2 separate regions of the Homo sapiens genome follow, and region 1 is linked to region 2. A link is a loop called in an ENCODE intact Hi-C map of the cell type or tissue named here. Cell type or tissue: heart right ventricle. All regions are shown on one strand. Links, peaks and the distances in the headings refer to the core of each region. The heading gives the core; the rest is flanking DNA.

Region 1 (10,371 bases), core at 1,556-9,555, 52 kb after region 2:
TCCAGAAAAAAAAAAACTTTCACTAAGTATTAGTCACTCATATATCTATAAATCTCAGAGGAATTTCCCCAAGCACTCTGGCTTCCCAAGTAGGAGATTGTTTCTCCTAGTTCAAGTCTCATTTCACTGTTAGGCTGGCTGTTATTTCATGGTGACTTGCCATGTTAATAGTATGTCTTCTAATCCACGAATGTGATATAGCTCTCCAACTTATTTGAGTCCTCTTCAGTTTTACTCAACAGTGTTTTGTAGTTTTCTGTGTATAGGTTTTGGAAATCCATAATTAAATTTATCCTTGGGTATTCTATGGTTCTTTGTTATTATGAATTGTATTTTTTATCTCATTTCCCAATTGTTTTGCTGGTATACAGAAATATAATTTATTTACCTATATGGACCTGGAAAATTACAGCTTTGTTAATTAAATTCAACTAGTTATATTAGTTGTTTTGCAGATTCCTTAGGATTTCTACATTTTAAAAATAAAGTCATCTAAGAATAAATAATTTTTATTCTTTCCAACTTTGAATGCTTAATTTCCTTTTTGTATTGTATTGCCCTGGTTAAGCCTTTCAGTACAATGTGGAATAGAAGTAGTTAGCACCGAGATCCTTTCCTTGTTCTTCATCTTAGATGAACAGCATTCAGTCTTTTGCAATTCAATAGGATGTTAGCGCGTAGGATTTCTACGAGTAGCCCACTGATCTTTTTAGAATAATGAGATCCGGTCACTCCTTTGCCCAGTTCTCCAGTGGTTTCCCAAATCATTTAAAATAATTTCATAAATCCTTAAAGTGACCTACATAATCTGGTTTTCTATAATCTCTCTGAATTCAGATTCTCCCCTCCTCCCCATCGCCAGTCACCACATTGGGTGTTTTGCATGGGGCACTACACACAGGCCCCATCTCAGTACTTTGGCCCTTCTTGTTCCCGCTCCCTGAAGTGCTTCTTTTACCCTAGACAGCCACAGAGGTCACTCTTTCTTGTCTCTGCTATTTTTTCTTTTTTTTTTTTTTTGAGGCGGAGTCTCACTCTGTCGTCCAGGCTGGAGTGCAGTAGTGCAATCTTGGCTCACTGCAAGCTCCGCCTCCCGGGTTCACGCCATTCTCCTGCCTCAGCCTCCGGAGTTGCTGGGACTACAGGCGCCCGCCACTAAGCCCGGCTAATTTTTTTTTTTGTATTTTTAGTAGAGACGGGGTTTCACCATGTTAGCCAGGATGGTCTCGATCTCCTGACCTCGTGAGCCGCCTGCCTCGGCCTCCCAAAGTGCTGGGATTATAGGCGTGAGCCACCACGCCCAGCCTCTCCGCTGTTTCTAAGATACAGAAATTTCACCATATTAGCTTTCTTGACCACTTTATATAAAATAGGAACCCCTTCCCTAGCTTGCCTAAGTATTTCTATCTCCCTTATACTGTTTATTTTTCTTCAAAGAACTTATTGCCATCTGACATATTATATACTTCTTTCTATATTTATTTACATGTCCTTTCCCACTATCATGTAAGATCATTGAGTGTGGGGAATTTTTCTATGAGAAAATGGGGCATATAGTTAGTGTTTTAGAAGTATTGAATGGAAAAAAAAAAAAATATATATATATATATATATATATATAAAATTTATGTTTGGGTATAAATGACACTCTCCCTGCTAGTTGCTATACTGATAGGGATAATGGGAAGCAAAATCATTACTGTCATCATCCACATAATCCAGAAATACTACAATCTTAAGTAATTTAAATCATACTATAATCTTCTTAGTATTATAGTATGAGTATTGGGTTTTGGCAATTAAAGTAGGGAATGAGGCCAGATTCTGGGATATAACTACCAATGGCATGATTGTCATAACTGAGTCCATGGAAGACATCTCATTTAACATCATTTTAAAATTTCCTTTCAGTAGGGACAGGGTCTCACTATGTTGCCCAGGCTGGTCTTGAACTCCTGAGCTCAAGCAGTCCTCCTGCCTCAGCCTTCCAAAGTTCTGGAATTACAGGTATAAGCCACCACACCAAGCCCCTATTGCCATCTTGGAGACCCATTTTTCTCCATAATTCAAGAAATACTGCTGTGAACTTCATCAACCCCACATCTCTTTCTAATTGACCATTGACTATGATTTTTTAATTTTAATTGGACACAAGGTCTTCCTCTGTTGCCCAGGCTGCAGTGCAGTGGTGAGATCATAGCTCACTGCAGCCTTGAATTTCTAGGCTCAAGTGATCCTTCTGCCTCTGCCTCCTGAATGGCTGGGACTACAGGTGCGCAACACGACACCTGGCTATTTTTTTTAAATTTTTTGTAGAGATGGGGTCTCACTATGTTGCCCAGGCTGGTCTCGAACACTAGGCCTCAAGGTATACTCCTGCCTTGGCCTCTCAAAGTGCTGAGATTATAGGCATAAGCCATCTTGCCTGGCCGACAATGGTTTCTTAAAGCACTGTTGATTGTAAAACTTATATTAAATAAAGACTCTCGCTCCGCAGAACTGTGTATGGCCCACTCTGGCAAATACTTGACAATTGTTTACCCTTATGAATTCTTGAATTCAGGCCCCAACTAGACCCATCTGGAGTATCTGTTATCTTATTTTTTATAAGGTGATCTGTTTTCCAATATTATAATGCTCCTAGTTCATCAGTTCATTGGAGGTGACTTCTAAGTTCTGTTACTGATCTGTAGGGAATGTTATGAAGACTCTCAAAATCTTAAAAATAGATGAACTAATGTTACTCCTGAAGGAATAGTTGCAAAAGGGATCTGTCAGCAATGGAAGCAGAGAAAAAGGAAGGTTACAAGAGTTAACATTACACCCCTACAAAAGAAATCCCCAGCTTAGTGACTGGATCGGCTTTGTTCCATAGTTGTGTATAACCCATTTATTGTGGAAATTAATGCATGAAACAATCTTAGACTGATATAACAAAATATTGAATGCACGTTATTAAAACTTTCTGATTATAATGGTGTGCAGGACAGAATAAACTACCCAGAGAATGAAAGTGGTCTTGTCAACTGTTTCTCTCTTCCTTTCATATTTTTATTATACATTTACAGGATTTTACTGTCATGCCATATCAGGGGAGTCAAGTCTAGACAAAGATAACCTATATTCCCAAATGAACATTCTGAACAAGATTTATATAAGATATAGAAAAGCTCTTATTTTATTGCAATACGGCCAGCTTTATAGTAGGTCTTAGGAGCTGATAAAAAATGTGACTTTGGGTCAGGAGCAGCGGCTCACTCCTGTAATTTCAGCACTTTGGGAGGTTGAGGCAGGTGGATCACGTGAGCCCAGGAGTTCAAGATCAGCCTGGGCAACATAGTGAGACTCCGTCACTACAAAAAATACAAAAATTAGCTGGGCATGGTGATGCACATCTGTAATCCCAGCTACTCAGGAAGTTAAGGCAGGAGAATTGCTTGAACCCGGGAGGTGGAGGCTGCGGTGAGCCAATATTTCACCACTGTCCTCCAGCCTGGGTGCCAGAGCGAGACTCTGTCTCAAAGAAAAAAAAAAAAAAGTGACTTCATGTCATGTGTAGTTCATATAAATAAGTTCAATTTATAAGCTCTTTTCCCTGGAAAGTGGTGATCCACTTAAGAATCCATGGTCACAATTTTGGTACTGGCTACTGAGTGGCTAAAGTCTCAGAGAAGAAGGCCCTTTTTAAAGCAAGACTTAGCAATCAGTGCACATGCACGTGTTGAAAGTACTTGACATAGTCTTTATTTAAAACGTTTTATTTAAAACAACCATTTACTAATTGCTCTTGATTGTCAGCCTCTGCAGCTGGATTACTTTTCCCAATCTGCATGGTATATCATCTCACAAGAAAGGACTGTGATTTTGTTTCATCTGCTGATGACATCAATAAAATGCATAGTAAATCACCACTACTATGTTGTTTCAAGAAAGTATAGTGTGTTCACTAGAAACCATATCATGCCCTGTATTATTTTTTATTTTCTTGACTAATTAAATTAGGAAATATCCATGTTTTATTGACTGTAGAATTTAATATATAATATAATAATCATGATGAGTAGCCCCAAACTGAAAACAACACTGAGACATGCCACCCTCATTCCACAGTGATTTTTAAAAATATTTTCTACTTAGATGTATGTAAATAATAGGTACCAGCATGATACTGAGACCATCCTGAGAGAACAGACCCACACATTCCTTCAGGAGAAAATGTATCTGAGAAAACTGAAACATCTCCTAATCATAAAACAGTTCTTAACTAGCTCTAGGCTCTAATTTTAATGCAAACTATAAACTTTAGTCACTTACTCATGTATGATTGAAGATTTATCTTTTGCTGATTTTATTTTAACAGAAATAATCCTCATAAAGAATGAAGAGGCAGCCAAAAAGAGCCTTAAAGGAGAATTTCAAAATAGATATCTTGGTAGCAGGAAGGAAAATATAATTTATGGGTAAACATCTTTTGAACATTTCTATATAATCAAACTTTAGTAGGAAAAGCAATGTCCAATAATAACTGAATTGACTATTGAACATTATTTCTCTAAATGCAAAATAAATATAGAAGTATTCTTTCTCCATCATAGAAACTGACTTAGCTTTTCTATTTTTATTCATATATTTATATTCACCTCCCATTATTTTGTTCTACAAAGAAGTTGAGGCACATGATGAAGCTGCTGTATATGATATGATTACAAAAACTAAGGTACTTCAGGAACTATCATTGATAAAGTTTATGATTATTAAACAAAATAAATCTAGCAATGTTGAGCATATCAAAGTTAAATTAAGTTCAAGTTATACTCTTATGCCTGAGAATACAATGGATAAAGACCAGTATCTCAGGTTCTAGTTCTTAAGTTAGAGAACATAAGATACTGGTCTTTATCCAGCCAAAAGATATAATTAACTCTTAGCATATATACTTTTCAGTCATTAAGTTCATGAAAAAGACTTCATTTGATTTTAAAACTTCATAATTAGATTAACTCTATCATCAGATATGTCTTTGATTATTCTCATTTACATGAATTTGCTCTCACCTATCATGGTATAGATTTATCCTATGTGCTACTTTATCCTTTGTGCTCTGTTGAGGTTTCACAAATCAGTTCATATCACCTAAATTGATCAATCTGAATTTGATTATAGACCTAAGGTAAGGCAACACACCTATAGAATACTGTTTTAATCCATACGGCCATACATTTATTGTAGCAGCTATTTAGTTTATACTAATGAAAAACCTCTAAGCCTAATAAATTATAAATATCTTAAATTTGGGCACTTGAAACAGAATGAGAATCTTAATTTAACCTCATTTTGTGTTCATACAAAGACTAAAGAGCTAAAAATTGGTCTAAAAATTTGGCATCCATTATTCATATCCAGTTAGTGTTCTGCTATTATTGTGCCCAGAAGAAAGTGATTAATGCATGGGAAGCACCAAGGTCAAATTTATTTTGGGTACAACATAATGTACCTCTATATTTCAGACTGCTGTCATGGCATGAATTCTTAATATCCTCATAACATTAACTTCATGTTCAATCACAATTTAGAAAGTATTAATGTTTCTACCATGTTAAGATATAGAAACAATTGGAGATATAGAACAAAAAAAAAGCTATCAACTAGTTATATTTCAAATAGTGTATTTTTTTGAAAGTGATTATACCATACATCAGTTTTTAAAATATTTCAGGTACATAATAGCTTTTTCCTGTCCCAGAAGCCCAGCCTATGGAAAAGAAAAAACACTGTCACTTCCACTTCTAATCTCACTCTATTTTCAAATAACCTTAGCATAACACAGCTTTAGCTCATTAACAATAGATATCCATCACTTTTCAAATTAGATATGCTTCTTTGAATTTAGCTGCAATGCGAATTTATACAGATTTAAGTCCGATATTTTTCAGTGACCTCCCAAATATAATAGAAAATGTGATATCATTGAAAAGTTCCTTCTGTAAACTCTGGTCACAAAGCATGTTAAAGATGCAGTGAGAACATGGCCACAAGAGGCTCCCTTGCCATGGAGCACTGCGTGTTTCCAAAGACCCTCACCTCTCGCTGCTCAGGGAGAAGCCCCTGGGCCTTATGCCCCTCAGGGTGAGAGCTGCAGGTCCTGACACTCACCAGTCCAGATAGGGCTGCAGGGAGGCCTGGGATAGAGACAGTTTCCCCAGTCAGAAAACTTAGCTTTGGTCCAGAGCCCACTCAAAACTCCCTCAATAGACTCAGGCAGGCTAATGATCAAGGGCATGATTCTTAAATCTAAAATCCTGAAATTCAAAAAGTTCTAAAGCTCCAAACTCTTTTGGCAGCGAAGCTGAAATGACCTGAGTCATTTGGCTGCAAAACCTGACCTGCATTCGCGTAAGGCTATTTACAGACATTTTTTATCTCACGTTAGGTGAACGTTATTGTTTTTCTGCCAAAATATGAATCTGTTTGATTACAGGGAGCCCCAGGCCTTGCTGGGACTGTTTATATAGTACGTGATATTTGCACTGTATTGTCTTCTAAATTCTGGTACCCAAAATATATGTGGCACCAAGGCATTTGGATAATAGGAAAATAATGTCTTATGAAATTATATGGAAATGAATTTAAATATTGCAATCTACTGCTACGTACTAATTATATGACTTTGGACAAATTATCTAATGTCCTTAACCTTGTTCTTATCTTTAAAAAGTGAAGAAATCAAATCACGCTCAAATGCTTTGATGGTATTTGCCTAACTCGGGAATCACTTTTCCAACACTATCTTTTCCTAAAAAATCACTTCCCCCTCCCTCCATCTGCCCTCACTAAATATCAGAACTCAGTGGCTTATGGCTAGATCCCCACATGCACGTGTTCCAAATGTTGCTCAAGTCCTTTTGTCTAGATATTTACAATGTCTAATAGAGCTAAACCACAACAGCATATTTATCTATGTATTACCACAATCTAGATGTGTGTTCCTCAAGACAAGAATCATGGTGTTTCGCACCTGCACATGTTGTTGGGGGGAAAAGACTATAGTCTCAGAATCTGAAATATGACTATCCCAGATAAAAAACAGATGGCAGAGAATAAGAAGGGAAGTTCATATCCACCAGAGGCTGGAGACCACCTCAGCCCAATTTCTAAATCCACTAGATTTACAAACTTTTCTCTACAGTGAGCTCAGTCTAAAACCACCCCACTCCCGCTGTCTTGATGTTAACCAGCAAGGGGCTCTGTGAAACTTACATAGGGGAAAGAACCCTATGCTACTGGGCAGAAGAGAAAAGGTAGTTCCCAGTTAGGAAATATCAAGAAGAGGTTGCCATAATTGTCCAAGAAAATGGTGAACACCCATAGAAGTTCAGTTTTCATCCAGGATAGCCAAACACTATGACCTTTTCTGGTTTTTGATATTTTAACCAGCTCTATGAGCTATGAAGACTCAGTTCATAGAAAGATGGACTCACAGAAAAATGTCCAATAAATTTTTCTCTGATACTAAATGTAACATGTTCAGTAGTGAAAGGCGTAGCATATAATATCTGAGTGTCTGGAGAGACCTGAGAAATTATCTAATATCATTTAACAAATAAAAAACTGAAGCTCAAAGAAGACTAGTAACTTGATTAAAACTGACAGAGCTGGTAAAAAAAGAGCCGGAAGGATTCAAATTCTTCTGTTCATTAAAAGAAAATAATAAATAAATGACAGGCTATGATTCCACTGAAAAATATTTGTATTAAAAATAAGTATCCTTGGACACAGAGTAGTGGTATTGTGTGGGCAATGGAGTTGGAGACCTAGCGTTAGAAGTGGTTCTTCCAGGAACTTAGGCAAAGCAAAAATCTAAGGCCATGCCAGTTGTGAGGTGTTCGGATGCCATAGTTCTTTCCCAGTAACATCAAAGTAATATAATCTCCAAAGATAAGAACCAAAGAAGACATCTGACATAAGAATCTGATCCAATGGCTTTAAACATTAAATTGAATATTAAATAGAAGAGATTTTAGCCTGATGCTAAGATTTGAATGTATGGTGTATTTAAACCTATGGCTGAGTATATTTTTAAATTATAAAAAAATGATATTTTCTCTGCTGGGAAATTATTAGGAATTCTAATTTTATGCATACTGCAAGTCTTCAACTATTTATGACTGTTCAAAAGAAACCATGCTGAGCTTCTCTGTCAATGACTTCTAATCAGAGAAGCCTTCTATAAGCTTAGCATAAATAGGTGATGAGAGCAATGAAAGGGCATCACCGTTTGTCGCAACACTTGACATTTAATATTACTGTCACAGATGCAGGCCTCCTGGGAGAGGAAAGGAGAAGTTATTAAGACGAGGGACTTAAGAATACTTTATAAAATCCTACCCTCTTGATTTTATTTGATTTTTTTTTTAATATTGAACTCACCCTGTTTGGAGAACCCCTCCTCCTTTTTTCTTGCTTATGTCAATTTCATTCTTTCAACTTTTCCCATTGGCTTGTGCTTCCTTCTGTTAAATTGACATGCCATGAATCTTTTAGATATCAATTCTCAGTAGAAATCGTCCAATGTTATTGAAAACTGTGTGCTTGCTTATTTGAACTTTATTATTTTTTCCCTCTACATACCATTTACTTCAAACCATGTAATAGACTTTAAAACATGTGTTCACATTATCTTTGGGGGAAGTGCTCTTACCCCATGGGACAGTATAACAGCAAGCTTTGCTCAAAGATTCTTATAAAACATTAGGGGGTGATTATGTGAATTACCAAGGACTTTGTAAAAGCTACACCCCTGGTGCATTTAAGTGTTTATTTACTGAACTCTCTTATGAGGAAAGTGGCTTAAGTAGCCACTGCCAAATGGCGGCCAATCATAAGAGAAAAGACATCTAGGACAATACAGAGTGATCAGCAGGAAAATGGCATTGCATTGCAGTTAGTATGCAACGCATCATTTAGGCAAAGCAGAATATTTCTAGAGATACCGTAGTCCAGTTCACCTTAAATAGGAAAAGTACTAACTATAGGTGTAAAATGATCCTGCTACTTCTGGTTAATTCAGTACCACATGAAGTATAGTTTAATTGTTGCCAAGAATCAGAAAAAGAGCCTTTAAAAAACCAATTGGACACTATAGTATATCTTATACATTAAACTTATAGTTCCTTTCCATACTGTTAATGATCCAACCCATCTTAAGCCCTATTGAGGCAACTGAAATAGACATTACTCTGTTAAGTGAGCAATGATTATGACTGCTTTTAATAATGTATTATTCATATCTTACAGAAACAAAGACTTCTTATATGCAGTGGATTTTTTAATCTCAAGGATGACAATATTTATCATAAAAAGTATGTTAAATAACACATGTATGACATGAATATGTTATATTCTGAATTTGAGGAAAAACTATCCCTATAAACAGGAATTTGCCCTTTCATGTTAATAATCATTTAGCTGGGTGAGCAGCTTAGACTAGCATGGGTGATTCAGAGGGGCATTGAGGAGATCATGCTGAGCTTGGAATTGCAGTTTATGAGAGAAAGCATGGTTCAAGAATGGACGATCCAGGCAGAGACCAATATCACATAACATTTCATGAATTTACTAAATGAGAACATATAAACAGCTCACTCACAAAGTTGAATATTAGTTTTGAACCCAGACACAATGCATACTTACTACTTTTTTTTTTTTTTTTTTTGAGACAGAGTCTCGCTCTGTCACCCAGGATGGAGTGCAGTGGCGCCATCTCGGCTCACTGCAAGCTCTGCCTCTTGGGTTCACACCATTCTCCTGCCTAGCCTCCTGAGTAGCTGGGACTACAGGTGCCCGCCACCACGCCCGGCTAATTTTTTGTGGTTTTTTTTTAGTAGCGACGGGGTTTCACTGTGTTGGCCAGGATGGTCTCAATCTCCTGACCTCGTGATCCACCTGCCTCGGCCTCCCAAAGTGCAGAGATTACAGGCGTGAGCCACTGCGCCCGGCCATACTTACTACATTTTAGAGAGTAGAATTATTGGCCGTGTGTGGAGGCTCACGCCTGTAATCCCAGCACTTTGGGAAGCTGAGGCGGGCGGATCACCTGAGGCTGGGAGTTCGAGACCAGCCTGACCAACATGGAGAAACCCCATCTCTATTAAAAATACAAAATTAGCCGGGTGTGGTGGTGCATGCCTGTAATCCCAGCTACTTGGGTGGCTGAGGCAGGAGACTTGCTTGAACCTGGGAGGCAGAGGTTGCAGTGAGCTGAGATTGTGCCATCGCTCTGCAGCCTGGGAAACAAGAGTGAAACTCTGTCTCAAAAAAAAAAAAAAGAAATTAGAATTATTTTTGGCACAAGAAAGAGAGAAAGATCAGACA
Region 2 (10,371 bases), core at 1,327-9,326:
CCTTTCTCCAGTCTCCGTCAGGGCTCTCTAGCTAACTCAATCTACAAACGGAGGACAGACAAGAGAGCCCATGAATATAGTCCATACACATCAGCCTCCACAGGTTAACAATAGGGTGGTGAAGGGAAGAAAGTAAGACTGGAAGAGCAAATAGGAGATATCAAACATCCATTCATCTGAATGCTATTTCTGACACCTTACAGAGCTTCATTTTGATAAGATGAGCATCTGGCATTCACTAAAGATATTTTATCCTTTTGTTCATTTGGAAATGCCATTTGTTTAAGTAAATAAATATATTTTGTATCACTACATAAAAGATGTGTTTGGAAGCTTTTCAAGTAACTGTTCTGTATATTTTAGTCCATTTTAATTCCCCTGAAAAGGACAACCTCTTCTAGGTTATAAATGCAACAGCTTTCCTGAATTAATTTTGTTACACAAATATAATTCTTACCATACTGTTCTTATCTCCCTAGTCACTTTTCATTCTTATTTTAGAATATGTAAAGTGCCCTTGCTTTGCAAACACCATGTTCAGACTCCAAACTCATGCAAATAAAGAAGAATTTGTGGTGCGAATAGGATTTGCTAATTGGACAGATTTATTTTCTTCATTCCCTGGGAATGTGATCTGTGACCCTAATGGCATGCAAATGTAGCCTAAATTCAGAGGCAGTTGTGGCATGAGAGAGTGAGTTAACTTATTGGTATGTAAGACTGCTTTCTTATCAAACCTGGGAAAACCACTCAGCTAGGCAGCCAACAGGCTGATCTCAACACTGTGATTTGCAAACACAGTGACAGTGAAGTATCATATAAGGCTTATTACTGAAGATACTGGAAAATTCTATATACATTATATGTTTTTTAGCAGGGATATTGGAATAATTTCTCAATGCTTCCTAATAAATATTTTGCGCATTCACCTCAGTATTTCATTTTATACCTCATTTTTGGATAAAGTCTCCTTCTACAAAGAATTTTCCTTTTCTTTGGGAATTTCCTTATGACTAATTCCATTCTTGCCTTGAAAAATTCATGTTGAAGACTTCTGCTGATGAGCCATGTATAAGCTTGAAAACAGTTTGAAGACTTTAATAGTTTTGTGTTTTGTTTTTTTCTTTCTTAACTAAAAGACAATAGCCACCATACAGTTTTGTTTCTTCATTTATAGTTCGGGAAACTGAAACAAGGCCCAGATAATTTGAGTGCTTTTTTAAAACAATCATGCAACTTTAATCAATACTATAGTCCTGGCCCAGCATTATATTCACATTTTGTTCCATTTCCTCTATTATTACTAAGCCCATCAGGCAGATCTTAGGAGGGTTTAGACATGTGAGGGTTTGGACACAAAGGATATGGTTGAGCCAACACCTAATTTCAGAGAAGATGCTTGGAAAGAGCTTCTCACATTTCCATCATTATGGGGCAGCCCAGCTGTGCATTATGGCAGAAGTAGAATTGGATGTCAATTTTTTTCCCCTGTACCTTCTGATAATTGGAGGAACTTGCCCTAAGAAAGAAAGTCTCAACAGCTCCATTCTCATTTCTATTTCCAAGTTGCCGACAAGTGGGTGGTACTTTAAAAGAAAATAATCTACAATTTCTTAGTAAATCAAGGTAACTGTAATGCTCTCATAAGTTGTAACAAATCTTTGAAAAATATCTTCATATGGCTGATGAAGGGTAAAATTACTGAGACCTTGAGTGGGACGCTATAAAGAAGAGAAGTAAATCTTACCCTTCTTTCTTCTAGCAGTATACACACACTTTGACACAAGAAACTGTTCAAATCAACCAGAAAATAGCAATCTTAATACAAAAAATGGGTGAAGTATATAAAAACTTATAGAACAGAAAACCCAGAAGAACTAAGAAAAAAAGCATATGAAATCATCAAAGAAATGCAAATTAAAACTGCAATTAGTTTTATATCACACTTTTAAAAAGGCAAAAATTAGAAGCCAGTTTAGGTAAATTCTGGTTAGAGGGTGTGTGTGTGTGCGTGTGTGTGTGTGTGTGTGTGTTTAGAAGTCTCATACATTGCTAGTGGGAAGGTAGACAAGGGCTGCTGTCAGCCATGTGGCACTATTTAGTCAAATTAATCGCAGGCATGCCCTATGACTTAGCAATTCCATTCCTGGGTCTATTTTTTTCCAAAATGCTCACACTGCTCTGGAAGAAAACATGTGCAAGGATGTTCACTGCAGTGGCAGGAAGTTAGTTGCAATTTCGATGAATGAAAAGGTAAAGGTGGCAGATACACACCAAGGAGTACCAGGGACAGCTGCAAGTAATGGAGTAGACATACCCAGAGCAACATGAGTGGATCTTAAAAGCACACAGCTGGGTAACAAAGAGTAAGACACAGTGCGATTTATATCACAATAACAAATGCAAAAATTGAAAGGAGATGCTTACAAATTGCAGTATACATTTTTCAAGAACACATGCTCTTTTAAAAAAAAAATACACATTAAATGTATTAGAATGGTTGCCTGTGCAGAGAGGAGAAAAGAAATGAGCTATGGGGAATAAAAGAAAACAGGTGAATAAAAAAAGCTAAAACAAGGGAAATAAGAAAGCAAACCAAAAATAAACAACCAGAACCACAAAAGGAGGAAACTAAAGGGAAAACAAACAGAAGTAAAAAATTGTTTTATTTATTCAGAAGCAGCATGAGGTTAAAGCTGCCAAAGCTAAACTGAAATATGTCCCCACATTTTCCCTCTCCTCCGCTTGTGTCAGGGAGAGAGCACCACACTTCAACCTTGCCTTATGTAACTGTGAGTGGTCTGTTGTAATCAGATGAGGCTGAGTGCTGGGCAAGGGTGTGCTCTGAGCAAAGCAAGAAATGCCACTCATCTGGCTGGGGTTGAATTTCTCAAGACAAACACAAACTGGGATTGGAAAAAACAGATTATCTCTGTTTTCACCTAGGAGGTGATTGGAAAAAGTGAATTTGGCTTCATAGGCTGTCACTGTTACCAAAGGATTGTTTAGGAGAGATCAAAAGAGGCCAGGACCTGTAAGCAGTGTCAAATTCTAACTGGGAAATTGAAAAAGTTGTGTATTTCTTCTTACCAGATCAGTAGATTATGAAAACCTGACCATAAAGATATAGTATAACTGTACTGTGATTCACTCAAAATTCTAATAATTTTCTCTTCTATAAAACTGCTTCACAAAGGAGTGCAGAAATTTCCTGCCTCTCCAGTTGCCCCCTCTAATCCTCAACTTTGTTCATATCTATCTTGTTGCCTGGTCTAGTCTCCTGGTGGTGAAGAAAATTAACAAAAAGAAGTTGCTGAACTACTCATTTTTAAAATTTTTACTTATTATAGTTCAATGAATATGTCAGAAAAAGCAAAACCACAAAGATAAAAATCCATTTCTCTTTAAACAGAGTGTTAAATTAGAAGGAATTTAGCTGTAAAATTATTAGTGATATTTTTCTGGGAAATGACAGTATAACAGAAAATGAGTTGACACTTCTCAAATAGGTACTGTAGATGGTTTGGTGCCCTTGAAACACAATCACATGTATTCCCAGGATGCCCTGGAGTTTCTGGCACAAAGGACAGACAGCCGAAGACTTAATATTGGACAGCCAATTTACATCTACCCCAAGATATGTGATTCTGTGAAATAGAGTGCATTAGAAATGCACAGTTCATACTGCAGCACTAGAAAATACTATAGGCATTATGATAACCAAACTCAAAATATATACAATTACATTTTAAGCATATAATTAAAATACAACTTGTATGCACTGAAGCCAAAAGGTATTTGGAATGGCTATGTTGAGAGAATATGGAGTCAGTAGAATAGAACAGAGTCCCTCTTGATCCCTCTGTCAATGCTGTCCATCTACATCCAGAGTTAGAAACCTAGGTGTGCTGTCCGTCAAATTAAACTATTCTCTTTTTCTGCACGCCCACTCTATTAGCTTTCTTCTGGGAAAGCGACCATGTAGAAACTTCAAATGATGCCAACAGTAAACTCTCCCCAAAAGTCTACAGAATGTGAAAATATCTGAAACAAGTACAGTTCATCTACTGTTGGTGGAGCAAAGCATAAACTTTAACCCATACTGTGTTATAGTACTAGACATATCACAAAGAATTTACTTCCCATCAATTCATTCTACAAGTTATTGTCCTGAAAACATCCCTGTAACAGGAACTATAGACTGAAAAACAATATGAGTAATGATCTCTGCTCTCCAGGAGCTGAAGATCTTTTTTTTCTTTTTCTTTTTTGAGACAGAGTCTTGCTATGGACCTTTTAAAGAGCGATAGTTATTGTAACTTCAGGTGTTATCTCTATGTTTCCTGCAATTCAGAGATAATAATTTTAACAGAGAGCAATATTGAGAAATTAGTACCTTTGCTTCTTGTTCCTATAGATTCAATCAATACAAAGAATAAATAAAGCAATATTCCCCTTCATGGTAAGCAGGATCTAGAATCCCTTGTCCTAGAATTAACAGCTTTTTCTGATTCAGGTCCAGAGGAAGCGAATTAAGTTGGCTCATCTGAAGAGTGGCAGGAGATAGTGAGTTTTGTGTTTGGAAGTTAGAGATAAATGAAGCTAATCAAAGTCCAGCAGAGAAATCCATATTGTTCCTACCACATGCCAGGAAGTGTCAGGAACATTAATAGGGCAGCTTATGAAGCCAGGGGGAGAATTTCTCCCAAATCCAAGTGTGTGATTGAAATTGGACATTCTACTTTTCTTGTATTCAAATGTCATGCATCCGTTCATATCCATTTCATAAAAATAAACAAAGGTCTGGTTTACAAGATATCTGACTCTTAAAAAACCCTTCCACTTATTCTATGAATGCCTAGACAGATTATTTTCCATATTTCAGTCTTATAAAAGGCAAGAATATTTCCTCATTCGGTTAATAGCTAGTGAGCCCAATCTTTATGCCAGACTCTACATTACGCACTAGGAGCACAAAAGGAAATTGCACACTCTTCTTGTTCCTGGTAGGTCCCAGCTGAGAGGAGGATACTGGCATGTAAAGGACTAATTAGGCAAAAACTTCACACTGTGGGAGACGAAAGGAGAGCAAAAAACTCTCCCTCAGGAAGTTAGAGAAGGCTCACATAGTGAATGCTTCCACCACCCCCCACCCTCCCTGGAGGACTGAAGCACTCGTCCTCCAGCTGCCTCATCAAGATAAGGTTCCTTCCCAGGAGCAGACCACATGGGAAATCCTACCCCTTTGCCCCAGTTCAAGACAACTTTGCAGCATCATCCCAGCTTCCAAGTTCCCAGGAGGATTGACTAAGGCCTTTGTTATGACTGAATCAGCAGTTCCCCGTCCCCCTTCCAACCTAGGAGTAGGCAAATTTTTTCTGAAAGGGCTACAGAGTAAAATGTTTTAGGCTTTGCAGGCCACATAAGGTCAATTTCTGTCGGATAGCCTATTTTTTTTTTTAAACCCATTGAAAATGTAAAAACCATTCTTACTTATCTCAGGGCCAAATACAATCAGGCCATGAACCAGATTTGGTTTGTGGAATTTTGTTCCACCCTAAACAGCTTTTCTCACCTGCTCTCCACAGCTGTTAATCCCAAAAGGACCTCCCAGTAAACATCCGGCAAGCTAATCCCTGTCTCAATTCTATTTCCTGGGGAGCCTGAGGATTCAGTTTGACAAAGGAAGTACTTAGGACCCAAAGGTTTAACCAGGCTGGTGACACTGAAATTTACCTATGCCCTGTGGTTCTGAAAAGTAGCTTTCCAGAATTCCTCACCCTTTTTGTGTTCTGGGAAAGGGTTTACTGCAAAGAATCCCCTTCCCAGGTGACACATGAGACTCAAAATTCACTCTTTCTCCTAACTCACATAAGACTCACAAATGTTTCTGTATAACAAAGCCAGACCCTGAAAAACTGTCTTTGTTTCATAAATAATTAGCTGAACTGTTTATCCTCCCAAAACTAGCTTGACACAGAGATAAACATTTCTTGTTCATCTTGTCAGAGGCATTCGAACCAGAGCAACTTGAATACTGGCTGGATAAAATAAGGCTGAGACCTACTGAAGCAGGACATTTCACTGACCCCTTTGTGGAACTCGCAACAGGGGTGCCCCGTTTACTCAGCCCACAGCTCTCAACTCCTCATAGGAGGGAGTGAGCAAGCCAACAAGGCGGGAACTGGAATACACGAGTGCTAGAATCAGCTGGCTACTTCATAGCTGGCAAGAGCAAACTCCACTCACTCAGACCCGCTGCTTTCCACCCCTCGTCGGACAGGGCACACAGGTAAGCGGGTGCAGGAGCCAGGGTGAGTGCTACTGGGTGCTGGCAAGAGCAAACTCTGTGCATGCTCAGCGGCAGCACTGCGGGGGTGCCCACGACCCTTGAAGCCCCAGAGGGAGTGTTAGAGAGCTCTTTTCGCTCTTCCCTCCATGGACAGCTTAAGCGTTAACAGCTCAGTGTACCCTCTGCCTTTTCATGTGAGGCAGCTGCCTTCTGCCAACAAAGGCAAAGGGTCAGTGTGACAGTCTTTTTGCATCCACACTCACAGCTCCCGAGCTGTTGTCCAGTGTCCAGGAGAAATGAGATCATGTGAACAAATTGAAGGATGGTAAACGTGGGGGATATTATTGCAGATGAAAGTGGCTCTCAATGTGAAGGAGAGCTGCAAAGGGGATAAAGTGGGAAGGTATTCTTCCCCCAAAGTCCAGCTATCTCCTGCCGGATTCCTCTCTGAAGTTACCAGAGAAGCTGTCAATCTGTCCCTCTGAAGTCAAGCCACTTTTCTCCAACACCCAGCAGTAGTAGCCAACGTCCAGCTGCTTCTCCTCTCTCTGCCGGCTGGGTTTGGGGTTTTTACAGGCACAGAATGGGGCAGGGTGGGTCTATGGGTTGTGTTGGAAAAGGCAACATTCAAGCAGGAAAACAGCGATGTAAACTCTCACTTTGGGCTGCAGTCTCCGGCTTTTTGGCTTGAGGGTGGGGCCCTTACCAGGGACCTGCCCTCTTCTGCCCAGAATTTCTTTGCCGCCTGTCCCTATCACTACTGGGCTGCATTCCCAGGAGATTAGACATTCTAAGTCACAGGATGAGATAGGAGGTTGGCATAAAATACAGGTCATGAAGACCTTGCTGATAAAACAGGTTGCAGAAAAGAAGCCAGCCAAAACCCACCAAAACCAAGATGGTAACACAAGTGACCTCTAGTTGTCCTTACTGCTCATTATAATGCATTAGCATGCAGAAAGACACTCCCACCAGCACCATGACAGTTTACAAATGCCATGGCAATGTCAGGAAATTATCCTATATGGTCTAAAAAGGGGAGGAACCCTCAGTTTCGGGTATTGCCCACCCCTTTCCTGGAAAGCTCATGAATAATCCACCCCTTGTTTAGCATATAATCAAGAAATAACTATAAGTATCCTTATTTGAGCAGCCCGTGCTGCTGCTTTGCCTATGGAATAGTCATTCTTTTATTCCTATACTTTCTTAATAAACCTGCTTTCACTTTACTGTATGGACTAGCTCTGAATTCTTTCTTGCACGAGATCCAAGAACCCTGTCTTGGAGTCTGGATTGGAACCCCTTTCCAGTAACAACCTGACAGACTGAGTCTCCCCCTGATTACAAAAAAAAAAAAAAAAAAAAAAATCCTAACTGTGAAGTCATCCCACATATAGCTTAGACAAGCTCTTTGTTATAAAATCCAAGGCAAAACCACCCTGATGACACGCTCTGATCCTCAGATCTGGGGTGCTCTTGGTATTGCAAAATTCCAAATAAAATCAATCTCCCTACATGTTCTGGGTTTTAGTTTTTGTCTTTGTTTTTGCCTTTGCCTTTGACAGTGAGATGATGGCTGCAGGCAGAAGAAACGTAAGGTTCAAAGCACCAAAGTACAAAAGGATCTGATATTGTCACAGACTGAGAGATTTGATGTGGAGAGAGTATGGAGCTCTGGTGGGGGCCACAGTGCAAGGCTGGGGTAGTAAGTTAGAACAGGCTGAAGGGCCTTGATTCAACCACTAATGTGGTCATGTTCCTGAGGACCTTGGTGCAGTCCCCTCTTGGAGATAAAGAGGCTTGGCCACCATCCAGGCAAAAATAATTCCTTCAATAAAGAAAAAGACAGACTTTAAAAGTTATCACCAAGAAAACATGGTCCCCTAAGATAGAGGACTTCAACTGACAAATCCCTAAAATTTTGGAAGAATTTTAGAAAAATAGGTATCTTCTTGTACATTTTTAAGTTGATGTTTAAGATTTATCTTTTAAAAAGTGAAAAGTAACATGTAGTTTGAGACATATTGTAAATATCAACATTTTCAAATAAAATCTTTTTATCAGATTTTTTAAGTATGCAGCAGAATCTAAATACACTAGATTTATTCATTTTCTTAAAAAAAGACGAACACTTCCCTAATTTTATGTAGTTTCTTTCTCTGTTTGAACTTTCTATGTCATTTCACCAATACATTTTATACTAATTTAATACATTTTTATGCTGAAAAGTCTTTCACTGATTATTCTGTCATACATGTTTGCTACAAAAACATGTGTATGATTTTTTCCTGTGCCCACCAGTCTAAAAGATTTAAAAATTTTCTCTTCTATAAACAACTATTCAAAACAACATAAAGATATTAACAAATTTAATGTAATTTTAAAGATAAAAATTTAAACTTATTGAAAACACAATTCATACTGACATGGATCAAGCTCATTTATTTTGGATTAGTTTATATATCTATCAATGAATATTAGTTATTACTAGAAAGACAGAGTGTTCAGCATCCAGTCTATTTTTATTTTTACTTCATAGATATGAGCAATGAGCAACGTTGATCAGAAAAAAAGTGAATGGGAAAGAGTTTTCTTATGACAATATCACTCAGTTCTTTAAATTCTTCTGAATTTTATACCAAAAAAATCACAGTAGTCTATCATCAAACATTATTTTTAATAATATGTCAATGGACACTTTGTTAGCCAGCCCTTCTGTTATATTGAAAGCAAACAATAAGAAACCAATATATTTGAAAATGGACTTGTTATTCTATTATTAGAGCCACTGACATCCTCAATTTCTGAAAGGAAGAGCGCTAAGAGCACAAAGTCTTTACCATGACTCACTCAATGACAAGCCTATACCAGTGGCTCTTTCACTGAAAGGGGTTGTGTTTAATTCAATATATTTAGGCAGGGAGGGAGAAATTAAAATATTCAACTCAATGCATCTTTGAAAACTGTCAACATCCAGGAACAAAATGCAGTGTTATGCTCATTTAATTAGTGGGAAATATCCACCATATAACCTAATTAAGCAAGCCAACCCACATTTAATAATGTCAGCCATCAGCCACTCTTAAAAAAAAATCAGACCTCAAGTTTTAACTTCCAGTAAAAGGATAATACACGTATTTTCAGAAATATAAAATTCACTGTGAAATAAATTAGAAGTCATATCTTGTAATGTAAGTTACTAAAAGCAACCAAGACTGCAATTTTTCATATCTACATAATGTAATTTATCATTTTCTAATAAATTGACATGATCAAATGCCATTTTTATTTCTTAATTTGCAAGACTAAATTATGAGTTATTTATAGTGAGGAGTCTGATATATATATACATGAACTATGTATAAAGTATAGTTAACAAATCTCTAATCAAAATTGTCTATGTATTTTATTTTAAAAATTATATGTACTACTAAAAATTACTTAATCCAGCAGTTAGTTTCAATTATATTTTCCTAGTAGGAAGTAGAAAATATTAAATATTTTAGAGATGAAACAAGATTAGACTGACAGAAATCAGAATAATTATTTTATGAAATGATTTCAGAAAATAAGTTTAACTACTTCAGCATATGAGAAACTCCAATCTGAAAAAAAAAATCATGTAACAGTTTTTATCTACTATCTTAAGGAATTTGACAGTTCCAGAACACTTTTCAGTTGCATATAAAATAATCAACAGCCTAATTTGTAGTCATTTGCCTCCTCACTTCAAGCTAGCAACAGCTTGAAGCTGACCGTGTCAAGCAAGCGTATCAATGCCATTTTTCCAATAGCCTGTGCTCGCTTTACGTCTCTGTGACACATTTTGGTAATTCATGCAATATTTCAAATTTTGCATTATTATCACATCTTTTATGATGATATGTGATTTTTTTTTTTGACAGACTCTCACTCTGTCTCTCAGGCTGGAGTGCAGTGGTGCGATCTCAGCTCACTGCAACCTCCATCTCCTGGGTTCAAGAGACTCTTCCGCCTCTGCCTCCTGAGTAGCTGGGATTACAGCCATCCATCACCACACACGGCTAATTTTTTTTTTTTTTTTTTTGTATTTGCAGTAG

What was found. Peaks named below come from ENCODE experiments on the same cell type or tissue, not always from the same donor. Only the 100,000 strongest peaks of a DNase experiment are listed, where the experiment ranks them.
Region 1: a loop joins it to region 2, with 2.0 times the contacts of the local background. A loop is called at or near these places in 1 of 110 quality-filtered maps.

What each region holds. Positions count from the first base shown.
Region 1 is chr12:18,799,645-18,810,015 of GRCh38, forward strand. The region is part of intron 4 of LOC102724227 (a long non-coding RNA gene); the gene reads left to right. Among named protein-coding and RNA genes, the nearest start is that of CAPZA3, 67 kb to the left of the region's middle. In heart right ventricle, for the core only: CTCF peaks have their summits at 6,032 and 6,231; no DNase peak of the experiment used is centred there; H3K27ac peaks cover 380 bases.
Region 2 is chr12:18,747,479-18,757,849 of GRCh38, forward strand. LOC102724227 (a long non-coding RNA gene) reads left to right here and starts at 5,682. Exons shown (of 6, transcript XR_001749032.2): 1 at 5,682-6,292. RefSeq lists an enhancer at 5,911-6,482. In heart right ventricle, for the core only: no CTCF peak of the experiment used is centred there; DNase peaks (open chromatin) are centred at 5,227, 6,313 and 6,482; H3K4me3 peaks cover 1,573 bases; H3K27ac peaks cover 5,443 bases.